Regions from separate parts of the Homo sapiens genome. Here regions 2 and 3 are each linked to region 1. Evidence: chromatin contacts called from ENCODE Hi-C or POLR2A ChIA-PET data. All regions are on one chromosome and are shown on one strand. The core of a region is the stretch at or near the end of the contact, and the rest is flanking DNA. Distances in the headings are between cores, read along the strand shown. Region 1 has its middle 39 kb from the start of LINC02414. Region 2 overlaps LOC101929974 (a long non-coding RNA gene). Region 3 overlaps LOC105370087 (a long non-coding RNA gene).

Region 1 (3,883 bases), core at 571-3,070:
GGTTATTTTTTAATATTTTTGATCTGAGGTCCAAGGACATGGGGCCTATGGATATGGAGGGCCACGTCCATCTGTTTCCCCTCTCAGATTCTTCCCAGTCACCCTCTCAAACTTGCCAGTTGGTATTCTATTCCGGTTTAACTCTGGCATTAACTCATCTCAACCTAATCTCAGTGGAATCATAGAGGTAGATTTTGGATCCGACATTACCTGGGGGATTCTGTGGGAGTTAGGAGGAAGAGAAGTGAGTGTTTGTACAATCCACTGACAGCTATTCCTGTACTGCCTGTGTCTTCATTGTTTTGAATTTCTGTTTCATTTTCTATTTTTAAGCCTGTCTTGAGTCAGTTGAAATCAGATTAGCTGTCCTCTGAAGTTCCTTCCAGTTCTGAGAATCTGTGATTTCATTTAATATTAAACAGACTTGTGAGCAAACATGAAGGATGCGGAGGTATTTTATGAACTATAAACATACCAACACCAGTATGAGATTACTAATTCAACCTTTGTGTGTCTTGTGTATTCACACGGAGTACAGGTGCCTCAGGGAAGGGACCCAATGGTGTTGGGTCACCGGTTTCAGTGCATGCTCAGTATGACAGCCATAAGATCTCACTTTGCATGCAGTGGCTGGTCGGGTGCGGTCATCCGTGGTCACACTGCACCAGGGATGCCTTCAGGAAGGCTGTTCAGACCTTACAGAGGCATCTTCCCCTACACACAGAATTCCTTTTCTTTCTCACACACATGGTCCTTCAAGTTGTTTTCCAGACTTTTTTGTGTATAGGCCACGGATTCCAGCAGTGGTGGAGGGTGAGTCACTGTCACCGGTGGTAATTTATCATAGTTACCATGTTGGGAGGTTAGGAGGGGCTGGTTGTCATTCATCCATCCTCAGATTGTTTTTGTGATTTCTCTCAACATCAGTAGGTTGGGGTTTTTTTGATGAATTGTGTTTGTTTGTTTGTTTTTCTACCTTCCAAAAGTCTTTGTGGGATACTTCATTTTGGCTCTTTCATGTGTCTGGATGGTCTGACATTTTTGTTTTATTACAAAATTGAGCGGTAGAAACTGTAAATGAAGAATTTCACTCTTAGAAATGTCCAGCAAAGATCATTTAAATAGGTGAATAAAGAATTGAAGGTCCTCAGTTAGTAACATTACAGTCCTAGCATAAATTCTTCCTTAATTTTCATCTATGATGGGTTAGCTCTGATTAAAAATACCACTGGGGCTTGCGATTTTTACTTCTCTTCAGTTGCATTCGATATCAATTTTGTTTTAATTGTTTTATTTACATTTCATAGGAAATCAATGCAATGGACAAATGAGAGAGAAGCAAAAACACATTAATGGCATTTGTTTTTGCCATGTGACCATTTGAAGCAATTCTGGGAATAAACAGTTTAAAATCTGTTACTGTTTAGAATTAAATACTTTATATTTGGCATGTACTGCCTTCGTCTGATTTCTGCGTTGTTTCCATGGAAACGCGCATAATTTATGTGAAAGCGCCACACCATGTGTGATCACTTATGTTTAAGCCCAGTTTGGGATATTGTCTCTCGTATCCCCACACCTCCTCACCACTATTTTGTCTTTGATATGGAGCAGGTGTTGGCGAATGCAGCAACATCACTAAGGCAAGTTCCACCATAGACAACGCAGATATTTTGCTTGGAGAGTTTCTGCTTTTAAAATCTTTGGGGGAGCCAAGCCAACACCCCATGTTCACTCTGACACGTGGCTTCTGTGGTTCTGCGGGAACAGAAACACGCAGTTCCAGGACGGGCCTCCAGGGGGAGGTTGGGGCCGCCCTTCCTGCTCAGCCTGCAACCGACTCCTCCCGCCAGACAGGCTGTGGTCAGAGACACAACAGGAAAATCAAATTTGTTGATTTTCCAAACAAAAAGAAGTTGGTTTGTTTTTTGTATTTTACAGGTTTTTTTTCTACTTCGATAGCATTTTGGTGGTTTTTGTTACATGCATGAATTGTGTGGTGGTGAATTCTGAGATTCTAGTGCCCCCGTCACCCAAGGGGTGTCCATTGTCCTAGCGTGTAGGTCTTTTTATCCCTAGCCCCATCCCGCCCTCCTCCTTCTGAGCCTCTAGAGCCCATTACATCACTCCGTACGCCTTCGCGTAGTCAGCCTAGCTCCCTCTGACAAGTGAGAACATGTGGTTTTGGTTTTCCACGCCTGTGTTCCTTCACTTAGAATAATGCCCCCAGCTCCGTCCGAGTTGCTGCCCATCGGCTACTGAATGGATAAAGAAAACGTGGTGTCTATACACCAAGGGGTACTACTCAGCCATTAACATGAATGCAATACTGTCTGTTCCAGCAGCTTTTTGAGGAAGGCTAGCGCACCTAGCTAATCCATCTGAAGCCTAATGCTGTGCTCTGTTGTCTCAAAAATCAGTACTTGGAGGCAGGAATGTGGCTGCCTGCAGCAAACCATGAGAGACTCTGGGGACCTCGCTGTGGGGTTTTGGTGGGAAGGCGGCCCCAAGCCATCCCTGGCTCCTTGGCAGCAATGCAGGGCATCCCAGGGAAGCGGCTGGTGACGCTGGCACCTTTGATCATGAGAGAAGGGCGGTGGGGCCATCATGGAAAGCTTTAGAGAACTCAGCTACAAAACAGGAGATGTGGGCCTTGTGTTCCCATAGCCTTAAGAGCGGCATGAAAGAAACAGCCGTGGCTTCACCTGCCCAACGGGTAGGGAACAAGGCATGAAAAGACAACATTGTAGCCCTGTTGGTGGAGGCCCTCTCTGTCTTCGTCCACGAATGTGAAGCTTCTGATGGTCAACCTCAGAAATTAATCAAGAGCCTGCAGAGCTGCAGTGGGACAGGAGTGTCCCCCGTTTTATAGCCCATGGCAACACTGGGTCCGTTGGAGCAGGTTCGTCTGAAGGAGCTGGAGAGTGGCTGCCCGCAGTGGTCCCAGATCCCACCTGTCTATGAGGAGGCCACACCCTCCAGGGCACAGTTGACTGGACCTTTGATGACCTCTGACACAAGCAGGCCTCTCCCTGGCCACCTGGCCTGGGCGCCAAGAGTCTTGTTTCGGGTTGAGCCTGCCTCGTAAGCAAGATATGAGGAATCTCGGGGCTGTGTGCTGGGTGGGGAGCACCTTCTGCCTCATGGACAGAGGGGCAGAGAAGTCAGACCAGCAGAGGAAAGATGACAAAGCCACCTGCAAGGGAGAGCGGGGGCAGCCGGCCTCCTCTTCCTGGCACCCTCTCTTTTCTTGCCTTTTCTGTCATTAAACTTTCCTGGTTTTCCTCCCATTTCTCTGGACACCCCTTGGGCCCGCTTGCCAGCTCCTCTGCCTTCTTGTTTAAACAGCATCCCTTCCCACACCGTAGCCTGCTGGATAGAGTCCTGGGTCCCTAAGATGGGACAGGATGGTGACACCTGGCAGGAAGCGGGCAATGTCCCTACACACAGTTCCAGCTCCAGAGTGGAGGCTCAGGGATTTTGCCCAGGGGAGGGTAAAAGTGAGGGCTCCAGGTCTCTTCCCAAGGAAACTAACTTCATCTGCAGCACAGTATGGGGAAGTTGAAGCCCAAGGATGCTCTCAAGAACAGCGGAGGTGTGGCGGAAGGCGCCAGTGGACAGCAGATTCCTGGAGATGTGGGCCGCACTGCAGGCTGGCTAGTTTGCAGGGTCGGGCTGTGGGCTGTTTCTTGGAACAGGAGCGGCATGTGGGCAGGGCAGAGCCTCCAAGGCACCTGCTACAGCAGCAGCAGCCTTCACAGGGCAGGCTGGAGTGCCTGTGGAATGAGGGCATGGTGCCTGCGGCTCGGGTGTGCACAGTGGAGATGGGAGGGAGATAGTGTCTGGGCCAGGAAGACGGAGACGAAGCCGTCTCCTCTATTTC
Region 2 (3,883 bases), core at 806-3,305, 97 kb before region 1:
TCCCTCAGCGTGGGTGGAAGTATCTCTAGGCCATATGCTCGGGGAAGCACTGATCATTAAATTAGCCCTGCTCTTGCTCTAATTAAGACTCCCATCTGTTTCACTCATTAACCACCACTGGCCTGTTCCTGCCTCTGGTGTTTCACTTCATATTTCAAAGGAGTCAACTGCCTCTCTCCAGCCAAAATCACCAAGGGTCCAGGTTGTAAATCAAGTGGGGCTCAAGGGCAGCCCCTCCTGAGTTCTAAGTCACTATAGTCACACTTCTGCTCAGGCCCTTTGGGGTCCCTGCCCACCACACAGCCACCTGATGAGCCCCATCTACTCCTTGTCACTCACGGATTCTCTCCTCTCCTCAGTGGGGTCTTCCTCCCGCCCACCGGTGAGCTCCAAGGCTTGATCCTTCACAGCCCATCACACCTGGTGTATGCCTCAGTTTACCCCTCATCACCTGGCCCAATGACTGAGACTCTGTCTCCCTCATAGACTATAGGTTCCCTAAAGGCTGGGACTTGGTCTTTTTGTCTCTGTAACCCCAAAGTGCATCCCAGCACCAGGACTCAGAAGCCCTCAGGAAATGAACATTGAAAGAATGAGTGAATGAATGAATGATGAACAAATGGATGGACGTGCAAAACTGCTGCACACGGATCTGGCACCTCCCTGGAGGAGGTGAGACACGGCCATAATGAGCTTCCTTGTCAAGAGCCCAAGAGCCTGGCAATGACAGCTCCTGGCAATGGGTGCCTATAAAACCCAGAATTGTTTCAGCACTTCGGCTCTCAGAGAAACTGCAGCCAGCTTGTTCTCATAAGACTAATGCAATAAAAATAAAACACCTGTTTCTGGGAAACAAAAATATCATGCATTATTCAGCTACCATCTTTAGATCCTGGGAAACTGTATCTGAAAGGATCAATCACTGAGAAATAGGTACCAAAATGTGCTACTTTTAAAGTGATGGTCTGTTGTTTCTTAAAATGAACAACAAAAGATCTTTGGGGAACAGGCCTAGCTGAAGCTCTCTGAGGACTCTCAACATAGGCAGAGCTGCCAGTGTCCCTGGTCAAACACAGAAGGAGAGGGGTCCCTGGATCTGGAGGAGGCTCTGGGCAGGGGGGATCGTAGCGAAGATGCGCTTTCCTCTCTGATGCCATGACCCCCTTCTGTTTCCCCAAGGCCAGCCCTGGTCTGGGGGGCTCCAGCCTTCCCACATCCACCTGCTCCTGGGTGCACTTCCGTGGGGCTCTCACCCTCACAGCCCGCCCCCAGGATCCCAGATCCCACTCATACAACCCGAACATTCTCTGCTTCTTTCTCGGGAGTCTGGAATCATGATCAGTAAGTCTAGACTTTTTTTGAAAATGCCAATGCCAAAGCCAAAGCCAGGCCATGGGGCCCAAGGAAGCATTCCTCTCATCCTCCTCTGAATACTGGGCATGGAGAAAACCAGGAGACACAGACTCAGAAAGGGCCAAGTCAATTTCCTAAAGATGTTATAATTGCTCACTTCCCAGCTAGCTCTGATGCCTGCAAGCTCTTCACCAACCCCAGGAGGTGAGCGTCATGCAAATGATACCAATTTCCCACCCCCGTCCTGTCTCTGAATAGACAGGAAGTACATGAGTCAGTAGCATTTGACACTCACAGAGGAAGGTGCTGCTGAGAGAGGCCTGGGACAAGCAAGAGGAAGGAACAGACTCAGGGGAAGACTGTGAGGGTGGCATGTGGCAGAGCCGCCCACCAGCACCCAGACCACCTCCTAGGCCCTGTGCACGTGGAGACTGAGTGAGGACTTCCCAGAGTCTGCAGGTGGTGCCCACCCTGTCCTCCGAGGGAAAGTGAGACAGTCACCCCAGGCTGGGCTGAGCAGCCCACGGGTCGCTGCAACCCTCACACTGCACCTCACTATTCCCTAAAGGGCCCTGCAGGACTGGTTCCATCCCTTCTCTGGCCACATCTGTGTCAGGGATTCCAGGACCATCCCCAGGTTCAGAGACTCCCAGGACTCAGGCTGCAATTTATTACAGTGAAAGGACAACCTGCAAAAACAGCAAAGAGAAAGGCACAAGGGGAACCAGGCACAAGCTCCCAGAGTCCCCTCCCTGGGGAGTCACACAGCACATGTCTAATTCCCCAGCGATGAGATGTGACAACACATGTGAGTGCTGTCTATGAGGGACGCTCACTAGAGACTCGGCACCCAGGGTTTACTGGGGTCTGGTCACGTCAGCACCTGTGCCTGGCATAGTCCAAAATCCCAGCCTCTCAGAGGGAAAGCAGGTCCTCAGCATAAACCCTATTGTTTGCACACGCAGCCATTCAGTGAATCAGTGTGGGGGCCTGTTTATCGGCAAAGCTCCCAGGCCCCAGCTGAGGGCCAACCTTGCCAGCAGGCCTCTGCAGGGAGGGCATCTTTGGCCTTCATGGTTAATTCCTTCTGCACAAGTACCACCTCTGTCCCGCCCATGCTCACCGTCCCCAGCCACATGAGCTCCCACCAGCACCTTGACCTCCTGCAGGCTCAGCCTGGCACCGCTCCCAACTCCATCCATGCACAGCTGGCTCCTTGTTGGCATCCAGGGCTCAGATCAATGTCACCTCCCCACAGTCACCTCCTCCCCACAACCACCCAGTCTACAGTAGCCTGCGTCCTACGTACCACCACACAGCACAGTGTTAGGCCCTCCCCACACTGTTCTTAAATGTTCTTATTTGTTTACTACCTGTCCTTGCTGGGATGCCAGTTCCCAGAGAACAGGAGCCTGGTCTATACCCTCAGATCCTAACCAGTGTGTGCACATGATGAATGCACGTGTGATGGTTACTACTTAGTATCAACCTGATCGGATTGAAGGATACAAAGTATTGATCCTGGGTGTGTCTATGAGGCTGTTGCCAAAGGAGATTCACATTCGAGTCAGTGGGCCGGGAAAGGCAGACCCGCCCTTAATCTGGGTGGGCACCATCTAATCAGCTGCCTGCTCAGCTCAAATATAAGCAGGCAGAAAAATGTGAAAAGAGAGACCGGCCTAGCCTCCCAGCCTACACCTTTCTCCCGTGCTGGATGCTTCCTGGATGATCCCTTGAACTGGACTTGGACTTGGACTGGCTCTCCTTGCTCCTCAGTCTGCAGACGGCCTATTGTGGGACTTTGTGATCGTGCGAGTTAATACTTAATAAGCTCCCCTTTATCTATCTATCTATATATATATATATATATATATATATATATATATATATATATATGTTTGTGTGTGTGTGTGTGTGTGTGTGTCTGTATTCCACTAGTTCTGTCCCTCTAGAGAACTCTAACACAGCACATAAGAAGACGGGTGTTCATGAATACCTGAGTGAATGAAATTAAAAGTGTTCTGGGAACTGAGATGTTAATACACTCCTGTGTTGGGATTGTTCTCAGAGGACCCGGCTGTAGCATTCACAGCAAGGTGAGGCATCCCAGGGCCATGCTGCCTCTGGCCTCACTTCCTGCTCCTCTGCCCCTCACTCTGCATGCCCAGCATCTGAGCCCCTGACTGCCCCCCTCCCTAAAACCTTCATCTGCCCAAGGTCCATGCCCTGGCTGTCCACGGGGCTAATGTGTGCCTTTATGTTTGCTCACATATCACCTCAGCAAGCCCTTGCCTGACCAGGTAATTTAAATGGAACTTCCTCAGCCCTGACGGCCTCATCCACCCCTGAACAGTGCCATGGCTGTATTCACCCAAGGCACATTCAGGCTTCTAACAGTTTTAATACTTATTTATGATGGGCATCATTTCTCTGTCATCCCTGACTAGAATGAAAGCTCAAATAAAGCAGTGACTTTAACAAATCCCCAGTGAGTCTTCCATAAATATTTGCTAAGTTGGTGAAGGACTCC
Region 3 (3,883 bases), core at 410-2,909, 73 kb after region 1:
GAGAGAGCCAGAGAAAGAGAGAGGAGAGAGGAGAGAGCAGGGGAAAGAGAGAAGGAGAGAGGTGAGAGCAGGGGAGAAATAGGAAAAAAGAGAGCAGGAGAGAGCCGGGAAGAGAGAGAGAGAGAGAGAGACCAGGAGAGAGAAAGAGAGCAGGGGAGAGACAGAGAGAGAGAGATGGAGTGAGAGAGAGAGAGAACGTCCTGGAGATGTCTCTAGAGGCCAGAACACAGCCATACCTGAAACCAGCTAGAATAACCTAGATTTCTTCACTATGTGAGCCAACACATTCCCGGGCATCTGCTGATTGGCATCAGGGTTTCTGATGCTCCACAGAGAACTGCCCCCAGCTGTTTGCCCTCTCCTGACTGTGGACAGCTGAGCTGGGCATTTGTCCTGCCAGCTGTGACCCCAGACCCTCCTATCTGGTGACACAGCGCGTCTGAATGTAGCAAGGGTGAAGTCACCTACCGTCAATTACTCTAATGACCTTTTATGTATTAAAAAGTAAAACATTCCCAATCTGTGGCACTTGGGTATTTAGGAAAACATTACTTGTCACACCACAGAAAACCGTGGTGACACAAAGGTGTGCTTCAGCGCCATGGAGAAGAGCAGAGCGAACCTGGCTCTAGTGCTGGGCTCTGGCGCTGCCGTGAGCACGTGCTCACCACACGTCCTTGTCGTCTTCTCCGGGGAGAGCCCTGACTTATCCGAGGCAGCCACATGCCCTTCTATCCTGCTGGTTAGGACATAAATGTCCCTGCTGCACCCGGGGCTGCCTCTGTGGTGACGATGATGCCGAACCTCGGGTGGGGGAGGGAGGCTCAGAAGGGCCTGTGTCCCGAAGCCTGGACCTCCCGGCGCCCTGCCTGTGGGTTAGTTTCTGCATTAGTTGCTGATGTCCGTCTCTGGCACTTCCCACCAAGAGCCTGAACCCACACACCTGGGCTCAGTCCCCGAGACACGGGCCACGCGGCACCTGCTAGGGCTTCTGTGTTGAGATGGTTGCAGTGGACACCAGGAGAGTCGTGGGTGACAGTCGAGAAACTGCCCAAGAACAATCGCTCAATCCCGCTGGTTTAATCACACACTAAAAGCCTAGTCATTGAAAGAGGGTGACATCAGGTGGGGGTTCCCCTCCCCTCCCTGGGAAGGGAGCGCGGAGCTCACTTGTGGGTGCTGGATCCTCACGGCCTCCTCTGCTTCTAAAGGACGGGGGAGGCAGGAGAACAGGTGGGGCCCAGACTGGGGCGGGAGGAAGGTGGAGCAACCCCATGGCCTCCAGGGGACGGGGCGGGGAAGAGGTGGGGCCCAGACTGGGGCGGGAGGAAGGTGGAGCAACCCCATGGCCTCCAGGGGATGGGGCAGGGAAGAGGTGGGGCCCAGACTGGGGGATGAGGAAGGTGGAGCAACTCCATGGCCTCCAGGGGGGATGGGCAGGTGGCTCTGGGATCCCCCCTCCCCCAGGCAGCCACTGGACTAATGCAGGGGAGGGGAAGGGAAGGGAAGGGAGGGGAGGGGAGGGGAGGGGAGGCCAGGCTCTGCCCCAGGAGGCGACGGGGGGTCAGGACCAGATGTGGAGGGAGCCCCAGGAGGGAAGCGCTCAGCCCCAGCGAGGCTGGGAGTGTCCTTGTCGTCTGTAACCGAGTTCCTTGTCATCCAGCATCCAGCACGTCTGGGCTAGGGCACCCTTGACTGCACGTGACAGAACCACATGGGGTGTTGTGTTGTGGTGCTGCTGTCATGGCGTTGTGGTGTGCTGTGTGGTTGATGCTGTGTTGTTATGTTGTGGTGTGGTGTGTGGTGGCGTTTTGAGTTATATTGTTGGTGTGGTGAAGTGGTGTGTGGTGTATATTGTTGATGTTGATGTGTTACATTGTGGTGTGCTGTGTGGTTGATGCTGTGTTGTGATGTCATGGTGTGGTGTGTGGGGGTGTTTTGAGTTATGTTGTTGGTGTGGTGATGTGGTGTGTGGTGTATATTGTTGATGTTGTGTTACATTGTGGTGTGCTGTGTGGTTGATGCTGTGTTGTGATGTCATGGTGTGGTGTGTGGGGGTGTTTTGAGTTATGTTGTTGGTGTGGTGATGTGGTGTGTGGTGTATATTGTTGATGTTGATGTTGTGTTACGTTGTAGTGTGCTGTGGTGTGTGGTGCTGTTTTGGGGTTTTCATGGTGTGGTGTGTGGTGTGTATGGTTGTATATGTTCTTGCTGTTGTATTGTGGTGTTGTGTTATCTTGTTGAGGCAGTGCTGTTGATGGTGTGGTGTGCGGTGTTGTTTTGTGTTATGTTGTGGTGTGGTGCTGGTGTTGTGTGGTTGTAACTGAGGATGTCTGAGCTCGTCTGGAAGGAGACAGTGGAGCTGCCCAGGCCCAGGGCTGAGGATGGGCTGTGGCCAGGGTAGGTCCTCAGCTGAGCGAGGTGAGGAGCCCCTGAGTCTGGTATGTAACACAACTGTTGTGTTGTGTTGTTATGTTGTTGGTGTGCTGTGTCTCTGTCCACACTGGGCAGATGGTCCTGGGGACACTCCTGGAACTTCCTGGCTCCCGACATTCCCAGCCTCTGCTCTTGGGAACGGTCCAGGCTGGACCTGGTGTGGGACAGAAGCCAAGTCTGTGCCAGTCTTCAGCGGGACCACCCTTAGGGTGAGCACGTTCCCCTGGAGAGCCCTGTCTTTGTCTGTGGATTTCTGGGTGGGGCCGTGCCTGGCGCTAGGAGGTGAGCTGGGCCCAGGCCTGGGGGCAGCTCTGCGTCCCCACCACCTTCGTCCCACCCATGGGCTCCAGAGCTTCTCTCCTGCACCGATGGGTCAGCGGCCGCCACCTCGATTTCTACATCTCCTCTCCAGAGCCCAGTCCTTCAGCCTGCAGACGAGAAAAATCAATGCCCAAGTCTTGAAAGGGTTGAAGAGAAAGCCTATTGCGTGTCAGAACATGTTAAGTCTCCCTCCAAATGGAGCTGCAACAGGGCACAGTCCTGCCCGGGAAGGGCTCCTCCCACCCGCGGGGATGCTGTCTGACTCCAGCACTCATGTGGGGGGACCCACGCCCAGGGCTGGGACACACTGGGACCTGGGCTGACCCTCAGCACCTGAGGATATCTGAGCTCCTCTGGAAGGAGACGGCCGAGCTGCCCAGGCCCCAGCTCTGCCGAGGGCTGAGGATGGGCTGCAGCCGGGACAGGTGCTCAGCTGAGCAAGGCGGGGAGCCCCTGAGTCTGGAAACAGCCACTCAGCATCATTAAGGGTGTTGTGTCATCCTCAACGTAGATAATGACGATGGCACTGGCAGCTGCTTCCCTCCTTTCAGGCACTCTGGAAGCACCATTTCTAATCCCCTCCGCAGAGCCCACAGGCTGGGACTCTGAGACCGGTTCCTTCTTTATCAAACCTCTCCCATCCGCAGCGGGAGGCTGGGACGGCAGGTAGCGTCCTCCTTGTGGGGCTCACATCGAGGATGGTGACTACGAAACTGAGGTCACTGTGTGGCCAGCAGGAATCTTAGCAGACCCAGACACCTGAGTGTGAGCCTGGCTCTCCATCTCCCTCCCGACTACCCTGGGGATGCCACCCAGCCTTCTGTGCCTGTTTCCTGCTCTGCACAATGGGAATCACGGCGTGTCCGTCTCCTGCTCTGCACAATGGGAATCACGGCGTGTCCGTCTCCTGCTCTGTAGAATGGGAATCATGCGTGTCTGATTCCTGCTCTGTAGATTGAGAATCACGGCGTCTCTGTTTCCTGCTCTGTAGAAAATGGGAATCACGTGTGTCCGTTTCCTGCTCTATAGAATGGGAATCATGGCGTGTCTGTTTACTGCTCTGTACAATGGGAAGGAATCACGCGTGTCCGTTTCCTGCTCTATAGAATGGGAATCATGGCGTGTC

Evidence for each region. A loop is a pair of places that touch in the nucleus more often than their neighbours do. ChIA-PET counts read pairs that join two places held with the same protein, here RNA polymerase II (POLR2A). Pooled maps may share reads with other maps.
Region 2: a map of CD4-positive, alpha-beta memory T cell shows a loop between it and region 1 (17-fold over the local background). The contact joins two enhancer-like sites. A Hi-C loop is called at or near these places in 2 of 168 maps with a recorded cell type or tissue (CD4-positive, alpha-beta memory T cell and naive thymus-derived CD4-positive, alpha-beta T cell), 5 of 37 single-sample maps with no recorded cell type and 11 of 50 pooled maps. POLR2A ChIA-PET finds 5 or more read pairs at or near these places in 1 of 52 experiments (activated CD4-positive, alpha-beta memory T cell).
Region 3: a map of naive thymus-derived CD4-positive, alpha-beta T cell shows a loop between it and region 1 (4-fold over the local background). The contact joins two enhancer-like sites. A Hi-C loop is called at or near these places in 3 of 168 maps with a recorded cell type or tissue (HUES64, IMR-90 and naive thymus-derived CD4-positive, alpha-beta T cell), 3 of 37 single-sample maps with no recorded cell type and 7 of 50 pooled maps.

The regions. Positions count from the first base shown.
Region 1 is chr12:131,607,416-131,611,298 of GRCh38, forward strand. No RefSeq gene overlaps it. Among named protein-coding and RNA genes, the nearest start is that of LINC02414, 39 kb to the right of the region's middle. RefSeq lists an enhancer at 230-419. Within about 2 kb of position 1,821, at least 3 of the 41 ENCODE cell types and tissues checked have a DNase peak (open chromatin) inside an H3K27ac peak, as active enhancers do.
Region 2 is chr12:131,509,881-131,513,763 of GRCh38, forward strand. All of the region lies in intron 1 of LOC101929974 (a long non-coding RNA gene), which reads right to left. Among named protein-coding and RNA genes, the nearest start is that of LINC02414, 140 kb to the right of the region's middle. RefSeq lists an enhancer at 1,336-1,385. Within about 2 kb of position 2,056, at least 3 of the 41 ENCODE cell types and tissues checked have a DNase peak (open chromatin) inside an H3K27ac peak, as active enhancers do.
Region 3 is chr12:131,681,037-131,684,919 of GRCh38, forward strand. The region is part of intron 1 of LOC105370087 (a long non-coding RNA gene); the gene reads left to right. Among named protein-coding and RNA genes, the nearest start is that of SFSWAP, 28 kb to the right of the region's middle. RefSeq lists a silencer at 1,245-1,394. Within about 2 kb of position 1,660, at least 2 of the 41 ENCODE cell types and tissues checked have a DNase peak (open chromatin) inside an H3K27ac peak, as active enhancers do.